Linked DNA regions of Homo sapiens: region 2 is linked to region 1. Evidence: chromatin loops called from intact Hi-C (ENCODE). Cell type or tissue: endothelial cell of umbilical vein. All regions are shown on one strand. Region 1 overlaps DTNBP1 (dystrobrevin binding protein 1). Region 2 overlaps DTNBP1 (dystrobrevin binding protein 1).

Evidence for each region. Hi-C counts contacts between places; a loop is a spot of excess contacts. Peaks named below come from ENCODE experiments on the same cell type or tissue, not always from the same donor. Only the 100,000 strongest peaks of a DNase experiment are listed, where the experiment ranks them.
Region 2: it touches region 1 in a loop (6-fold over the local background); 4 of 110 quality-filtered maps call a loop at or near these places.

The regions. Positions count from the first base shown.
Region 1 is chr6:15,548,684-15,556,683 of GRCh38, forward strand. All of the region lies in intron 7 of DTNBP1 (dystrobrevin binding protein 1), which reads right to left. DTNBP1-AS1 (DTNBP1 antisense RNA 1) reads left to right here. Exons shown (of 3, transcript XR_007059478.1): 1 at 1-7,325. Among named protein-coding and RNA genes, the nearest start is that of DTNBP1-AS1, 6.6 kb to the left of the region's middle. RefSeq lists a silencer at 2,315-2,609 and an enhancer at 3,051-3,599. In endothelial cell of umbilical vein, no CTCF peak of the experiment used is centred here; a DNase peak (open chromatin) is centred at 3,298; H3K27ac peaks cover 1,668 bases.
Region 2 is chr6:15,603,667-15,611,666 of GRCh38, forward strand. The region is part of intron 6 of DTNBP1 (dystrobrevin binding protein 1); the gene reads right to left. Among named protein-coding and RNA genes, the nearest start is that of DTNBP1, 55 kb to the right of the region's middle. In endothelial cell of umbilical vein, no CTCF peak of the experiment used is centred here; a DNase peak (open chromatin) is centred at 4,965; H3K27ac peaks cover 540 bases.

The DNA.
Region 1 (8,000 bases):
TACAAAAGAATCTTGAGAAATATCTAAAAACTAAACTCATATAAAGAAATTTTGACATAGAGGAAAAAAAGAAGGCAGTTAATATGTCAGCACATCTAAACATAAGGCAATGTTAATTTAAAAAACAAAAAGAAAAAAGCCTGTTGAATAGTGATTGAACATAATATTAAAATCTATGGTTTGGGTTTTGTTATTTGTTTTAATCATGAGAGAAAAATCCTTCAGATGTAAAATTTAAGTTTTCATTAATTATTAAAAATGTATATTTTTCTATCTTATTCATTCAAGAACAAGCAACCACTTGACAAATGTGGACTAATTTTGACAGTAACCCCTCACTACCAGGAATGGAGAAATACACAAGCTTCAGTTGTTTTCTCATGATCCAGACTGCAAATAAAATGCAGTTGCAAATAATATCACCTACAATTTTGTTTAACTCCAAAGATCTGAGGGTCTCTAATTTGAGCATTACAATCAGAAAAACAAAGCTGATTTTCTTCTTTTTAAAGGGAACCTGAGACCGGGCATGGTGGCTCATGCCTGTAATCCGAGCACTTTGGGAGGCCGAGGCAGGCAGATCACAAGGTCAGCAGTTCGAGACCAGCCTGGCCAACATGGTGAAACCCTGTCTCTACTAAAAATACAAAAATTAGCCAGGCGTGGTGGCGGGTGCCTGTAATCCCAGCTAGTCGGGAGGCCGAGACAGGTGAGTCGCTTGAACCCAGGAGGCGGAGGCTGCAGTGAGCCGAGACCGCGCCATTGCACTCCAGCCTGGGCAACAGAGCAAGACTTTGTCTCAGGGATTAAAAAAAAAAAAAAAAAAAAAAAAAAGGGAACCGAAATATCGCAATCCAGAAACAGGCTGGATGTGGGTGGCAGGTGCAGTGGACGTGGTGTCCTGGCAGCTGCCCTTTCCGTCAGCCCTCCTAGCCACCTCTGGCACCCCCGCAGCAACTCTGGGCCTCCCCTGTTGAGGCTCATTGTCCTGTCCTCACTAGGTTGCATTATCTTTTTTTCTAGCATTTTATACTAAGCTAGCTGTCGACCAAACCGAAGCCTTGTGAAAAGTTTTAACAAGAGAAGATCCTTTCAACTCTTCAGAGCCAAGATTCAGTATTTTTAGGTTTAGTGTTTCCCAGGGACATTTGCATTTTCATAGGACACTACAGAATCTGAAAGGCCTTTGAAGCTCAAGGAAAAAAGCTACAGCAAGGAATCACTTTCAATCTTTTTGGGCAGGGCTCTTGCCCCTTGACCCAAGCCGTACCACCACCAGAGCTAGATCCTGACTACGCCAATCCCACCTCACTTCAAGAACTTCCTGTCCAAAGGTGAGGGAACCTGACTACTGATACCTGCAGCTCCCCACCGTCCATCAGTGTAGCTCCAGGAAATCAAAACCAGGTTTAAAATTTACCATTAGTGTAATGATTATCAACATTAATTAGAATTCAGATGCTAGATTTCCTTGGATTTTGAATGTCACTGAAGAACACTTAAAAATGTTCAAAACAATCACCTTTAGAGATGTTTCCACTCATACTGCCTTGATTTCAAATTAAGTAGTCCAAAAATTCTAATCTAGGACAACGAGTCTCAAACCTTTTCAAGTTTAAGAATGGGTATACTTTTTTGGCAATTTACGAGATAGTATGTGACAACAAAAATCTATTATGAATTCAGTAGCACTTTACATAGCTTTGAATTTTGTTTCCCACAACATTTACATATATTTCAAATAAAATACTGCATATACTTGCAATACAAAATATTTATCCAAAGCTCAACATGCTTTTGAGTTCAAAGGCCTCTTGTTATAAATATCCTCATGCCACCAGTTGGAAATATCCTGCCTCTAAAAGGTTCAGTGACAGCCAAATCTCAGCATGCTTGAAAGCTGATCATATCTGCTGGAAACCTCATTATTTCCAGAAAATATTTTTGAAATGGGGACATATCACTTTCAATTATAAGCTGTTGAAGGCTTATGAATAAGTGACTTATGAATAAATCAGTATTATGAATAGCTGTCTTGGTCCCCTCCCTCCTTCCACCAGGAGTCCTTCACTGCCAGCTAATGAGATGGGGATGAGAGGCAGATTCTGCCCCTCCCAGGCAGGCTGGTGTTGCAGCCCACAGGGATGACGGAAGATGGACCTGGAGAAGTTCCTGAGTCCACAAGCTGAGGAAGATGCTGCATGAGGAAGGTCGGAGCAGGGGAGCTGTCAATGTGGGGGCAGCATGCTGAGTCATCTGAATTTTGTCACCTTTCTTGAGATTTCACCAATTAGAGATTACATGTTTTAATATGTCCTTTTCAGTATGAAGAATACTATATTCAGGGGGCTCTGAGAAAACTAACATTCAAAGCTTAACATGAATTAGTTTATCAGGACCTCTCCCTTACTGCTTCTCTAAGATTAACTGCTCTATAGATGAAGGGGTAAATGAGCAGAAAGAGAGGTGATGTGAAAAAAAAAATGCAGCAGCTGGGAGACAGGACACCCCTGCTTGGGGCCCTCAGCAGGAGCTTTTGGCAAACCTGAAGGTATCAATGCCTTGGGACAAGGACGTGCAAAAGACAAGTATGAGATGCTGAAGATGTGCTACTTCTGATTCAAAATAGTGTTCAGAGATTTTACCCCTCACTCTTCCTGTTTTCTACTGGCTACAACAACCTTACGCTCAGTAAAGACGTATAAGAATAGCTTTGCAATGAAACTGCTATTCAGGAAGTATCCCTAGGAAGCCGCTTTTCCAGCTGCGGAAGAAGGACACACAGCCAACACCTGATGGTTCTCCAAAGAAGCCATGCCCTGACTTGTAATTGCCTTGACCCTTTGCTCAGACGCCTGCACTCAGCCAACTTCCACTCACCCTCCACATCTCAGCTCGACTGCCCCCTTCTCTGACAGGCCAGGGAGACCCAGGCTCTCTTTCCTCCACGCTCCCACATAGCTGGTACCTCTCCATTGCTACCACACACTTGCCCCCTATAGTTCCACTGGATGCCACGTTCCTCGAGAGCAAGCACTGTGTCTTTCAACATGGAAGCTTTAGTGCCTGTCATGGAGTTGGCGCTCGGCAACAGTCTGATGAAGGTACTGGTAGCAATCACTAAATGGGGACTGCACAGTAAACGCCAGATATCAGGAGCAGCCTCACAAGTACACAGGAGTAGGCCTTCAACTGGCTGCTTGATCGCAAAGCCACAGCCAGCAGTCACAGCAGGCCAGACGTTTGAGGTGCAGTGATGCAGAAGATAAACAGCACACAGCTCAGGAAACAGCAGCACAGCTGACGGGAAACACCAGCATGCCATTCTATGGGCTGGAAACAAACAAGTACAATCCTCATGGCTAAAAGTGGGAGCAGGAAGTGGCTACAAGGGGCTCTCAGGAACAGGCAACGGACAATGACATCAGACTGGTCCATGGAATCAGTGCAGGAGGTATCCAAAAACACCTGCACTTAAGATTCAGTTCAATAAAAAGTGACGTTACCCAAGGGCTATGGAAAAGCTGGCCAGGAAATCTGTAATGCATTAAAAATAGCATGCCAAAAATAAATCACATCCAAATGATCAATAAAATACACCCTCTGAACTCCTCCCCCAAATTCATACTCACAAAATGATGCCATGAACCTTTCTTTGGGGTTGACCACACCTGAAAGTAGGCAGAGAAGCTGAAGGAATATTGAGGGTTTATTTAGAATAGCACACAACCTATAAGCTGATATTATTTATTCAATGAAAGGTTTAACACATCCAAGATATTACAGGATTCCCTTACATGTACCCAATTAGTATGACAGCACAGCTGGGTGCAGTGGTTCATTCCTGTAATCCCAGCACTTTGGGAGGTCAAAGCAGGAGGACTGCTTGAGGCCAGGGGTTCAAGACCAGCCTGGCCAACATAGTGAGACCTCCTTTCTCTATTTTCTTGAAAAAAAGACAGCAAGTCATATACAAGAAGCCTATTATTTTGTAAGAAAAGTATAACTTATAAACTGAGCTAACATTCCTAAAATAAGACCCATATGGTTTTGAAAACTGTGATGTGATAATGTCCTTTTCATGAACTCTCCTGATAACACATGTTGATATTCCTTAGGATGAAGATTTGCCCATCAATTCAATACACAGAAATAAATTATTTTCATGGAATACTTTCAGGTCTTCTATGTTCTAAGCACAAAGTAGAAACTCAAAAGTGATTGTGAAATGAGTGAACAACGATTAATTAAAAAAATAAGAGTAAGAGGGTATAAGATTCAGGAAATACCCCCTTAAGGAAAAAGTTTCATCTAAGCTCAAACAATCATTTTATTTCATTGCTTAGTTTTTTGGTGTACGATCATCAACAGGAGAGGGGAGAAAAATCCAAAAACTCTTGCCAACTTATGAAAAAAGCAGTTTGCCTGAAAATCAAGTAAAACAAGTTGATGAAATGATTTGTAAAGTCAGGAATACTGCCCTGTTATATTTGCATTTCCTTTGTTTCTCATGAAGGGTTGCAGCCTGTAGGGTGGCCATTCTGACAGGCTGGGAAGCACAGCCTCAGGCCAGAAGCCAGACACAAACACTTTGAGGGAGGGGCAGAGGGAACAGAAATAGCATACAAAAAAGGTCCTGGATGAAAATACAAGATTTTTAGACATTTGAAAACATAAGCTTCATATTATGAAAGACGGTACCATACAAGATAGATATTGTTTTAAATTCAGATAAAATGGAACCACACAGCATTCCAGAGAGATGGTAAGTGGTAAGTGACTTGATTAGCATTTTGACATAAACTGTTTTAGGCCTTCCAAAGTCTTTTATCTATCTTTCCTCACATGCAGAGGAACAACTTCATTCTATTCTTCATGTGCAAAGCAGTTCAATGCTCTTGACAAGTGAGCTTTTTTTTTTTTGGCCTCAGACAGCTTTGCCATTTCTTAAATTTTCTTATAAAAGCCTATGTAGGTTCCTTAGAAGCAGACCCAGAGCCTGAAAGCTAATTCTTAAGTCGTTTTCATTTTTCTTTTTTCCTTCCTTTCCTAAGCCTAATTCCTTTTATTTATGATTTTGGGTGATGGGGTTCAGGACACAATACCCCAAAATATGGCACTGTGGCGTATTAGATATTTGAAGCTGAAAGAATCTGAGAAAACTGCAGAAACAGGAGGATCGCTCTCACCTTCCCCTTGCCCTTCTCCCCTGAGGCAGGCATAAAACCTAGGAAGGATCTTCTCATTTTCTCCTGAAGCAGGACACAAGATCCTCATGTGAGAGACGCCAACCCTACACATGGAGAGAAAGGACTCTATCTCAAATAAGAAGAAGATGCAGGGACACAGAGAGGAATCTGAACAAACAGAACTTGCTAAGTTCCCCCCAGTTGACTGCTATTACATCATACTCTTTGTCCAGTCATATTTCTACACAGCTGTCCACTCTTCATCAAGCCTAGCATGCAAATACATCAAGTTTCTGTCGCTTTGGGTCTTCATTTCTGAAGGCTCCCATGTCACATAAAACTTATATTAAATTTGTATGCTTTTTTCTTCTTTTTCTTCTTCTTCTTATTATTTGAGATAGAGTCTCACTATGTTGCCTAGGGTGGTCTTGAACTCTTGGGCTCAAGTGATCCTCCAGCCCCTGCCTCCCAAGTAGCTGGAATTACAGGTGCATACCACTATGCCCAGTGGCTTTTTTCTTATTAATCTGTCTTTTGTTATAGGGGTCTTAACCATGAACCTAGGATGGGTGAGGGAAAGATATTTTTCCTCCTGTCAACTGAAGAATGAGGTTCATAAATCTGGAAAGAAGAGCTTTATTTCTCATGAAGGGTTGCAGCCTGTAGGGTGGCCATCCTGACAAGCAGGGAAGCACAGCCTCAGGCCAGAAGCCAGACACAAACACTTTGAGGGAGGGGCAGAGGGAACAGAAATTGATGCTAAGCAGGGTGGCCACATGTACATATTCAATAAACTGTAGGAGGAGTCATGAATATTTATGAAAGGAGAAAGGTGCACACATGCAACGGAGCTTCATGCTCCTTCATGGGACTGATGTACAAAAAAATGGTGGCATTAGCAAGATCCAAGGGTGGATTGCTGCCCTCTGATGTCAAAAGGTGAAGAAGACCAGAAAACCCTTGCTGTGCAGTCTCTGTAGACTGGCCCGAACCATTCCGTGGTCGGTGGTCTCTTATGGGAAAAAATGCTGGTCAGTTATGCGAAAACCGCAAAAGGGAGAAGCAGTGTCTGGTGGTTGGTTGAAATCAGCGGTGGAGTCTTTTGAAAGGGCTGTTTGCTCCTTAGCCCTTGGGTGAGAAAGCCTAATCATGGTTAGCCAGGGAGGGGGGCATATGAGAGGCATGTCTGACCTCCTATCCCATCATGGCTGTGAACTCAGTTTTCAAGGTTACTCTGGGTCCCCTTGGCTAAGAGGAGATCTGTTCAGTCAGTTACGGGGCTTAGGATTTTATTTCTCACTCCCCTACATAAATACGCACACAAGATAAAACACTTTCCTCTTTGCTGGAATCTCTTAATGTTGATGGTCAAAAGGTCCTATATTTACCATTTAGGATGTTAAGAATCTAAAATGATCCAGCAATATTGTCAAAGGCATTAGAACCAGAGCAACTCCGTCTTGAATAGAGGCTGGGTAAAAGGAGGCTCAGGCCTCCTGGGCTGCATTCCAAGGATGGTTAGGCATTCTTAGTCACAGGATGAGATAGGAAGTCAGCAGGACTGTTATCACAAGATACAGGTAATAAAGACCCTGCTGATAAAACAGGATGTAGTAAAGAAGCCTGCCAAAACCCACCAAATCCAAGATGGGGATGAAAGTGACCTCTGGTTGTCCTCACTGCTCATTATACACTAGTTACAATGCATTAGCATGCTAAAAGATACTCCCACCAATGCTATGACAGTTTACAAATGCTATGGCTATGTCCAGAAGTTACTCTACATGGTCTAAAAAGGGGAAGAACCCTCAGTTCCAGGAATCCCCACCCCTTTCCCAAAAAACTCATAAATAGTCTACCCCTTGTTTAGCATATGACCAAGAAATAACCATAAAAATAACCAACCAGTAGCCCTTGGGGCTGCTCTATGGAGTAGCTTTTGTTTCTCCTGTAATAAACTTGCATTCACTTTACTCTGAATTTGCCTTCATTCTTGAACAAGATCCAAGAACCCTCTCTTGGGGTCTGGATTGGGACCCATTTCCAGTAACATCTTCCTGGCAAACCACCAAGGGACAACACTGGAGAAACCCCGACCCAAAAGAATAGACTGCAGCACTAATTGGCCAACTTTGCGTAAGTAGTATTTTGTCCAGGGTAAAGAACAGAATTGGGTTAGAGGCCCAACTTAGCAGGGTTAGAATCCCTCCTAAGAAACAGGCAGTTAAAGGTCTTTGGGTTAATCCCCGGGTTAAAATGCCCAATTTAGCAGGGTTAGAGTCCCTCCTAAGAAATAGGGAGTTAAAAAATCTTTTTTTTTTTTTTTGAGACGGAGTTTTGCTCTTGTTGCCCAGGCTGGAGTGCAGTGGCACAGTCTCAGCTCACTGCAACCTCCACCTCCTAGGTTCAAGAGATTCTCCTGCCCCAGCCTCCTGAGTAGCTGGGATTACAGCCATGCGCCACCAAGCCCAGCTAATTTTTGTATTTTTAGTAGAGACGGGGTTTCACCATGTTGGCCAGGCTGGTATTGAACTCCTGACCTCGTGATCTGCCTGCCTCGACCTCCCAAAGTGCTGGGATTACAGGCATGAGCCACTGCACCTGGCCTAAAAGTCTTTGGATTAACTTGCCTTGTGCTCTTTGCTGTTGGCTGTGGGTGACAGAATTGGGCATGTACAGAAGCACATGGGACATGGGGAGACTTTTCTTCTCAAAGGAGAAACTTAAGAGCTCATGAAGATGCTGGAGATCAAGATCCCTTTGTGGCTGACAAGCAGCCACCTGAACTTTTGATTCAGTGTCACCGCACTG
Region 2 (8,000 bases), 55 kb after region 1:
ACAGCTTGATTCTTCTGATGCTTGCTTTATGATTTGCTAAGCACGTCTTCAGCAGTATTCAGACAAAAGCCAATTACACATCCTACTGAGGCAAGAATTCACCGAGTCCACTTCCCAATACCTCAGTAATTATGAGTTTTCCCAGTCCGACTATTGGGAAGAGGCTCTGTGTGAGTGCCAGGCACTGTTAGCTCACCCTCTTGGATATTTTTTTCCCTCCTGCCTTGGATAGTTTCCTCACCTGTATTATCAGGTGAATATTCATGGAGACCCTCTCAGAAACTCTCTCCTCTCTGGGACTATGTCCTGTAAACTCCAGCTGCCTTGATCTCCCCAGATTTAGCTCTTCAACTCTGAGTCTGCCAGGCTCTGCCTGGGTCCACTTCCCTGCAGTGCACCCTGGAAACTCTCTCTAGGCAGGATGCAGAGGCAATCACAGGGCTCACCTCACTTGTTTCCTATCTATCGGGTACCATCACATCTCTTCTTTGTCCAAAATCCAGTGTCTTAAAAACATTCTCTCATTTATTTCACCTGGTTTTTCATTGTTTCGGGGGAGAGAATAAATCTGGTCCCTGTTACTCCATCCTGGTGGATGCAGAAGTCTGCTCCCTTTTTGTAAAGTCATTGCCTGCGGAAAAGTTCTCCTGCTCCCCTTTTCATTCAGCATCCAAACAGACTTCTGCTGCAGAACTGCAGAAGCTAGTTACTGCCCTGCTGCTTGGCTCCTTCAGAGAAGGTGCTCTCGATCTTCTCTTTTGGTTCCAGAAGAACCAAAAGAGATCGTTTTTGGATCTTTACCCTGGAGAATGCTGTTGGTTTCTTCTCTCCCATTCTCAGCTCCGCAAAGCCAGGCCTGAGGGCCACACTCCTGCCACACCTCCCCTTCTCCCCAGCTTGCCAGTCTCTTGGCAGGTGAGCTTGAACACTCATTTCTTGAAGCTCAGGAATTTGGCAAGTTAGTCTCTAGAACATACACTGGTCAAACGCCACTACAGATACGCCATAATCTCTTAAATATATCTGTTATACTTTGTTCTAAAGATTTTCTAAATATAGTCCATAGTCCAAATGTTACCAAAAAACAAAACAAAAAAACACAAACAAAAAGAAGGGCAGAGTCCCTTGGCATTAACTATAGTAGATATATAAACATAAAGCAAAAAGAATCAGGACCCTTAAAATATGCATAAGCACTAAATCTCATCAGAGGCAGCAGCGACCACCACTTCTAGGAGGTGGGTTCCAGGAGACAAGCAAATTTCAAAGTCTGGATAAATCAGTGAAAAATGTTTCTGGAGTCAGTATGCCCCTAAGCAGGTTTCGAGTCCAACAGAAGACTATGTTAAAATTATGAGTCACTTATAATTAACAAGAATTGCTAAAATCACTGTTCTTCAAGATGTTACTATTTTTGGAGAAATTCTGATGGTATGCTGTGTACTGAAGGGGAAAGCATAAGTACTGAAGGAGATGCATAAGGGATCTAGAAACTTGGAAATAAGAAATATTTTAATCAAATTACACACTTATGGATGATTTCAAGTATAACTAATTATTGTGAGAGAACTTCAATAAGCACTCTAAGGATTATGGTGGCACTGGAAAGATTAAAAATCTAGAAGGTTGAGATTCTATACTTCCATTTAGCTCTATCTCTAAACGTACCTACTGTTCATGACTCGGGGTCTTTGTTCCCACTGTTCCTTCTGTTTGGAGCTATACAGTCCTAGATCCTCATATGACTGCCATCTTACTCAAACCTCTTCTCACATATCTTCTCAGAAGAGCCTGTCCTGCTCACCCTAGCTGAAGCAGTCCTCCCCTGCCTTACCACTATACCATTACTCCATTTTATTTCCTTTGAGGTTTATATTATTGTCTGAAATTATTCTTTTTTTCTTTATAAATTTATCATCTGTCTTCCTCCACACCCCTAAGAATATAAGCTGACCCTCAAATCTCAAGCCCACTTTTCTAATTGCTAGCTAGAAAAATCCATGTAAATGGTTTTAAGTTCTTTATTTTGGCTCCTATACTAAATATTAGCTCTTCTTTCTTTACGAAAAATGTATTTCCTATTGGTTACAAAAGCTTCTGCCAGGGGTCCATGAATTAGACTCGTATGGCTGTAGCACTCATCTTCTGAACTATCTGACAACTTAGCTACTGGTTTGAGTACCTGTCTTTGCCTATAGCCATATTCTAGCCACTACACAATGTTTTGTTGTTTATCAAGGCAATGTCCGTTCCAGTCTACAAAGGCACTGGTAACAGTAATATCATTTTACATGCAGAAAAATATTTAGAAAAGCAATTTATGGGTATTTTCCCCGTACAACCACACAAGTGTCTTAGATGGCACTTTTCTCAGATAACTAGCTAAAGAGAGATGTCCTACTTTACTGCACAAATGAAGTGGATTAAACCGTCTATTCAAATGTTTCTCAAGGGTAGGTAAGAGCTATCAGAACCATCCCTAGGCTGTATATTTCCCTACCCACTGGGAGAATCCCCTGACTAGGAAGCCACTGTCACGTTTATTTTATTTTGTGTTTATTTATTTTATAATGGGTCACAGTCCTGTTTTTGTAGGGGCAGGAATGTATTCTCTCTGCTGGGAACGTCCGTCAAATGAATGACAAAATATCATATATCCATTTGAAACTACAGATGCACTGGTATAAACATCTGGGACTCAATCAGTTTGTTCCAACTTAACATCAAAAAAGAAGACACATTTGGGTTGGTGTGGTGGTGTGGTGGGAGCCTTGGACTGAAGACTCTGGTTCTGATGCTGGCCCCTAAATAGTCTGATGACTTAATGCAACTCAATCTCCTTCTCAACTCCAAAAATTGCTGCCCTGCCCACACTACAGGCTCTGGTGGGAGCTGAATGAGAAAAGCCATAGGAGCCTATTGCAGAGCCTATTAGCACTGGAGGAGTGTGAAAAATTATCTTTCATTCTCCCACTCTCCCCACCTTCATCCAGTGTTCTGGCCCGGATTTTTGGGAAAGCTACAGGGTGTGCAAACATTGTTAAAAAAATGCATGCACATAAGCATATCACATATCCAACTTTTTCTATCACATATTATCGTTTTCTTCAGAGTAAGAAAAGTCATTAGTGTAGTTTGCATAGCATCTTGTTAAAAAGGAAGAAGGTTTATTTTTAAGCGACTCATCTCTTATGAACCAGAAAATTAAAAGTTTTTCACTGGCAGTATTTGAAAATTTCTCAAATGGTGTTATGTAGAATACTAAGTCACAGAATGTTAATATGTGTTACATGCAAATTGATTCTGTGAGCAAGTAAGTTGTGAAATGCTGAGTCAAAAAAAAATTTTTTTTTTTTTTTTTTGAGACAGAGTCTCACTCTGTAACCCAGGCTGGAGTGCAGTGGTGTGAGCTCAGCTCACTGCAACCTCCCGGTCCTGGGTTCAAGCAATTCTCCTGCCTTAGCCTCTTGAGTGTCTGGGATTACAGGCACCCACTACCACATCCAGCTAATTTTTGTATTTTTAGTGGAGACAGGGTTTCACCATGTTGGCCCGGCTGGTCTCGAACTCCTGACTTCAAGTGATCTGCCGCTTTCGGCTGGGATTACAGGCATGAGCCACTGTGCCCGGCCAAAATATTTCTTTGTTTTTTTGAGACAGAGTCTCACTCTGTTGCCCAGACTGGAGTGCAGTGGCACGATCTTGGCTCACTGCAACCTCCACCTCCGGAGTTCAAGGGATTCTCCTGCCTCAGCCTCCCAAGTAGCTGGGATTATAGGCATGCAACACCATGCCCAGCTAATTTTTATATTTTTAGTAGAGATGGGGTTTCACCATGTTGGCCAGGCTGGTCTCAAACTCCTGACCTCACATGATCTGCCCGCCTCAGCCTCCCAAAGTCCTGGGATTATAGGTGTGAGCCACCGTGCCCAGCAAAACATTTCTTTACCACAGGAATTCTCAGAACCTTTAGCACGCTGATGCACACTGCAAAGCTCCGTGGGCAAATGCAAAGTGTTTCTGGAGCTTATCTGATCACATACTGTTTTATCAATGGCAACCTTTTCAGTCTAGTATTCCATGCAGAAGAATTCAGGGAATGTTATATGGAATTAATTAAAAAATGTTTAATTCAATTTTTGCATGTTGATAGTACATACCCATTCCTGAAGTCAAAGAGCACCCAGGAGATGTATTTATAGTGAAGACAAGTAGTCCCTGCCCCAGCTCTCTCCACCTTTCTGCCCTGTTTTTCACAAGCAGCCATGTTCAATTCTTTCAGTTATTTTTCCTGGCATTTACCTCTGTTATTTCTAAATAATATGCAAATATTAATATTTATTCTTTTTTCAATTTTAAATATTACTTCTTGATTTCCTGCTGGAGAAGATGAGGATTAGCTATTTTACACCTCTAATTCCCCTCAACACAAATATGCTTTTTCTCCCCCATCTCCCCAGCAAGTTTTATCACAATTCTGCTTTTAATTATTCCAATATCACATAAATACTGTTTGTGACTGAGCCATGTAGCATATTATTTCTCTTTTTTAAAAACTGTTTCCCCTCAGTGTTAATATCTACCTTGTTGTTGTTTGCTTGGTTTAAAAAAAAACACACACATTTATCTCTAATTCCTCATTAAACCCTCCACCAGAGTTTAATAATTCAAGTTATAAATAAATAAATAAATAAATAAAGGAGTCATAAAGCTCCTCTCAATATTGCCACGCCGATAAGACAATGCATTAGCTTCATTTTTTCCCCCTTGGAAACACTACTTAGAATTCTCCAGAAGGCCTTCCTGTCCCAATATGAATTGCTCTCTAGGATTGCTGAAGCTTCTCACCACCTCCCTAGAAATTCCCTTGGTGTCTCTTCTGAACAGAATGAATCCTCCTGGAGTGACTCATCTCTGCTCTGTGCAGGCTCTTCCTCCTCCTGGGTTACTCCCTTGTGTGTGGAGCACATCCTCCAGGAGCTTCCTGACAAAGTGTCCACATCCACCACACTGGAGCCCTTGGCTGCCTGGAAATGACTTTATTTCCTCATGCTTGATGAAAATTTTGCCCAGTAAATATTCTTAGTAACCATTTTCTACTTTCGGCATTGTTGCTGAAAAGTTGATGTTCCTTTTGATTCCTGATCCTTAATATAAAAGCCTTTTTTGAAGGCTTTTATGATCTTTATTCCTAGTGTAGTGAAATTTACAAAAATATGTATTTGACAACAGATCTTTCTCCACTCATTTTGTCGGGCACTTCATGGGCTCTTTTAAACTCAAACATTCATATCCTTCAATTCTGGACAACTTCCTTATGTTATTTCCTCAATAAATTTGTCTCTCCTCCTTCTCACTCCTTTATTTCTGAAACTCCTAGTACTCAAACATGGGACTTATGAATTATCTTAACATTCTTAGTTTTTCCTCAGACTTTTTGTTCTCTTAGAGGTTTAACATTATCTTATGCTTCAGGTGAAATTTTCTACTTTTGCTACCTTCTTTTTTTTTTTTTAATACTTTTAAGTTATAGGGTGCATGTGCTTCTAAAAGCTCTCTCTTGTTCCTTTTCTACAGCATCTTTTCTTGTCTCATAAATACAAAATGGGCTCTTACAAGATGTTCCCATATATCTGAAGCTACTAATTACAATTTTTCTTTTTTTTTTTTCCTGAGACAGTCTTGCTCTGTCTCCCAGGCTGGAGTGCAGTGGTGCAATCTCGGCTCACTGCAACCTCCGCCTCCCGGGTTCAAGTAATTCTCCCACCTCAGCCTCCTGAGTAGCTGGGATTACAGGTGCACCCTGCCATGCCCAGCTATTTTTTTGTATTTTTAGTAGAGACAGGTTTTCACCATGTTAGCCAGGCTGGTCTCTATCTCCTGACCTCGTGTTCCACCCACCTTGGCCTCCCAAAGTGCTGGGAGTACAGGCGTGAGCCACCACGCCCAGCCTCGTTTTTAAGTTTTCTTCTGCTCCTCAGTCTCTCGTTCTTCTGCAGGTTTTAAACAATATTGTTTACTAGCTTATAGTCTACGTATTTCAGTTGTTTTCATTTTGGAAGCTTTCTTAATTGAATATGATTCCTCAGCTGTCTATTTGTATTTGAGTGAGGCAACAAAAGTTGACTCGAAGTTATGCAGAGTGTGGGCTCAGCATCAGAGGGTGGTAAGAGCAGACCTAGCTGTTTCACCACATACATACAACCTAAATATCCATATCTGCAGGCCTTTTCTTGTGGGCTGGTCAAGTGCAGTTTTGCAGATGAATGCTCCATTCTTCCGCACAGGGGATGTGAGTTTGGCTGCCGGAGTTCTGGGACCTACTGGGGAAAAGGGCCTAAACAGTCTTATTGTTTACTACGTAGGCTTTCACTTAGTTCCTCTGTTTTCAATACATTTGTATGTCTACCTGTCCTCAAGTGTGTTAGAGTCAAGTCTGGAGCCCCTCAGGTGAAATTCCACATTGCCTGATGAGCTAGGGATAGGGTGATCACCTGGCTAAGCGGAGGATCAAGGGATCTTACTTCACATACGTGCTTTCAACACACCTTATCTTTCAAGATCCTGGTGCCTTCAATTCCTGAGCCCTTCTAGAATTCTGTGGTACACACCAGCACATATTGTTGTCATTGTTTTGGGGTGCCACAAGCCCCATAAATGTTGTATGTGTTCTGACTGCTCCACTGACCAGCCATTCTCCAATTTCTCTTCCTCTCCTTGGACCCCTCTATTTCCTGAGACCCAATAATATTGAAATCAGGCCAATTATTAATAATAACCCTACAATGGCCTCTAATTATTCAAGTGAAAGAAAGAGTCTTATATCTCTCACTTGAAATCAAAAGCTAGAAATAATCAAGCTTAGTGAGGAAGGCATGTCGAAAGCCAAGACAGGCCAAAAGCTAGGCCTTTTGCACAAAATGGTTAGGTAGGTTGTGAATGCCAAGGAAAGCTCTGAAAGGAAATTAAAAATGCTACTCCAATGAACACATGAACGATAAGAAAACAAACCCACCGTATTGCTTATATGGAGAAAGTCTGAGTGGTCTGGACAGAAGATTAAACCAGCCACAACATTCCCTTCCTTAAGTTAAAACCTAATCCAGAGCAAGGTTCCAACTCTCTTCAGTTCTATGAAAGCTAAAACAGGTGAGAAAGCTGGAAAAGTTTGATGCTAGCAGAGGTTGGTTCATGGAATTTAAAGTAAGGAGTCATCTCCATAACAGCAAAGTGCAAGGTGAAGCAGCAAGTGCTGATGTAAAAGCTGCAGCAGCTTATCCAGAAGATCTAGCTACGATAACTGATGAAGGTGGCTATGCTAAACAGCAGATTGTCAACAGACAAAATAGACTTTTATTGGAAGAAGATGACACCTAGGACTTTCATAGCTAGAGAGAGGAAGTCCATGCCTGGCTTCAAACCTTCAAAGGACAGTCTGATTCTCTTGTTAGGGACTAATACAACTGGTGACTTTTAAGCTGAAGCCAATGCCTCATTTACTACTCTGAAAATCTTTGGAGGCATCCTGAAAATCCATAGAATTATGCTAAATTTACTCTGCCTGTGCTGTATAAATGTAACAACAAAGCCTGGGTGAAAGCATATCTGTTTGTGGCATAGTTTACTGAATACTTTAAGCCTACTGTTCAGACCTACTGCTCAGAAAAAAAAAACAAATTCCTTTCCAAATAATATTGCTCCTTGACAATGCACCTGGTCACCCAAGAGCTCTCATGGAGATGAACAAGGAGAACAACGTTGTTTCATTGTTGTGAACGCAACACTGATTCTGCAGCCTATGGAATAAGGAGTCATTTCAACTTTCAAGTCTTATTATTTAAGAAATACAATTTGTAAGGCTATAGCTGCCATAGATAATGATTCCTTCAACGGATCTAGGTCAACTGAAAACCTCTGGAAAGGGTTAACTATTCCAGATGCCATTAAGAATGTTCATAATTAATGTGAGGAGGTCAAAATATCAAACATTAGCAAGAATT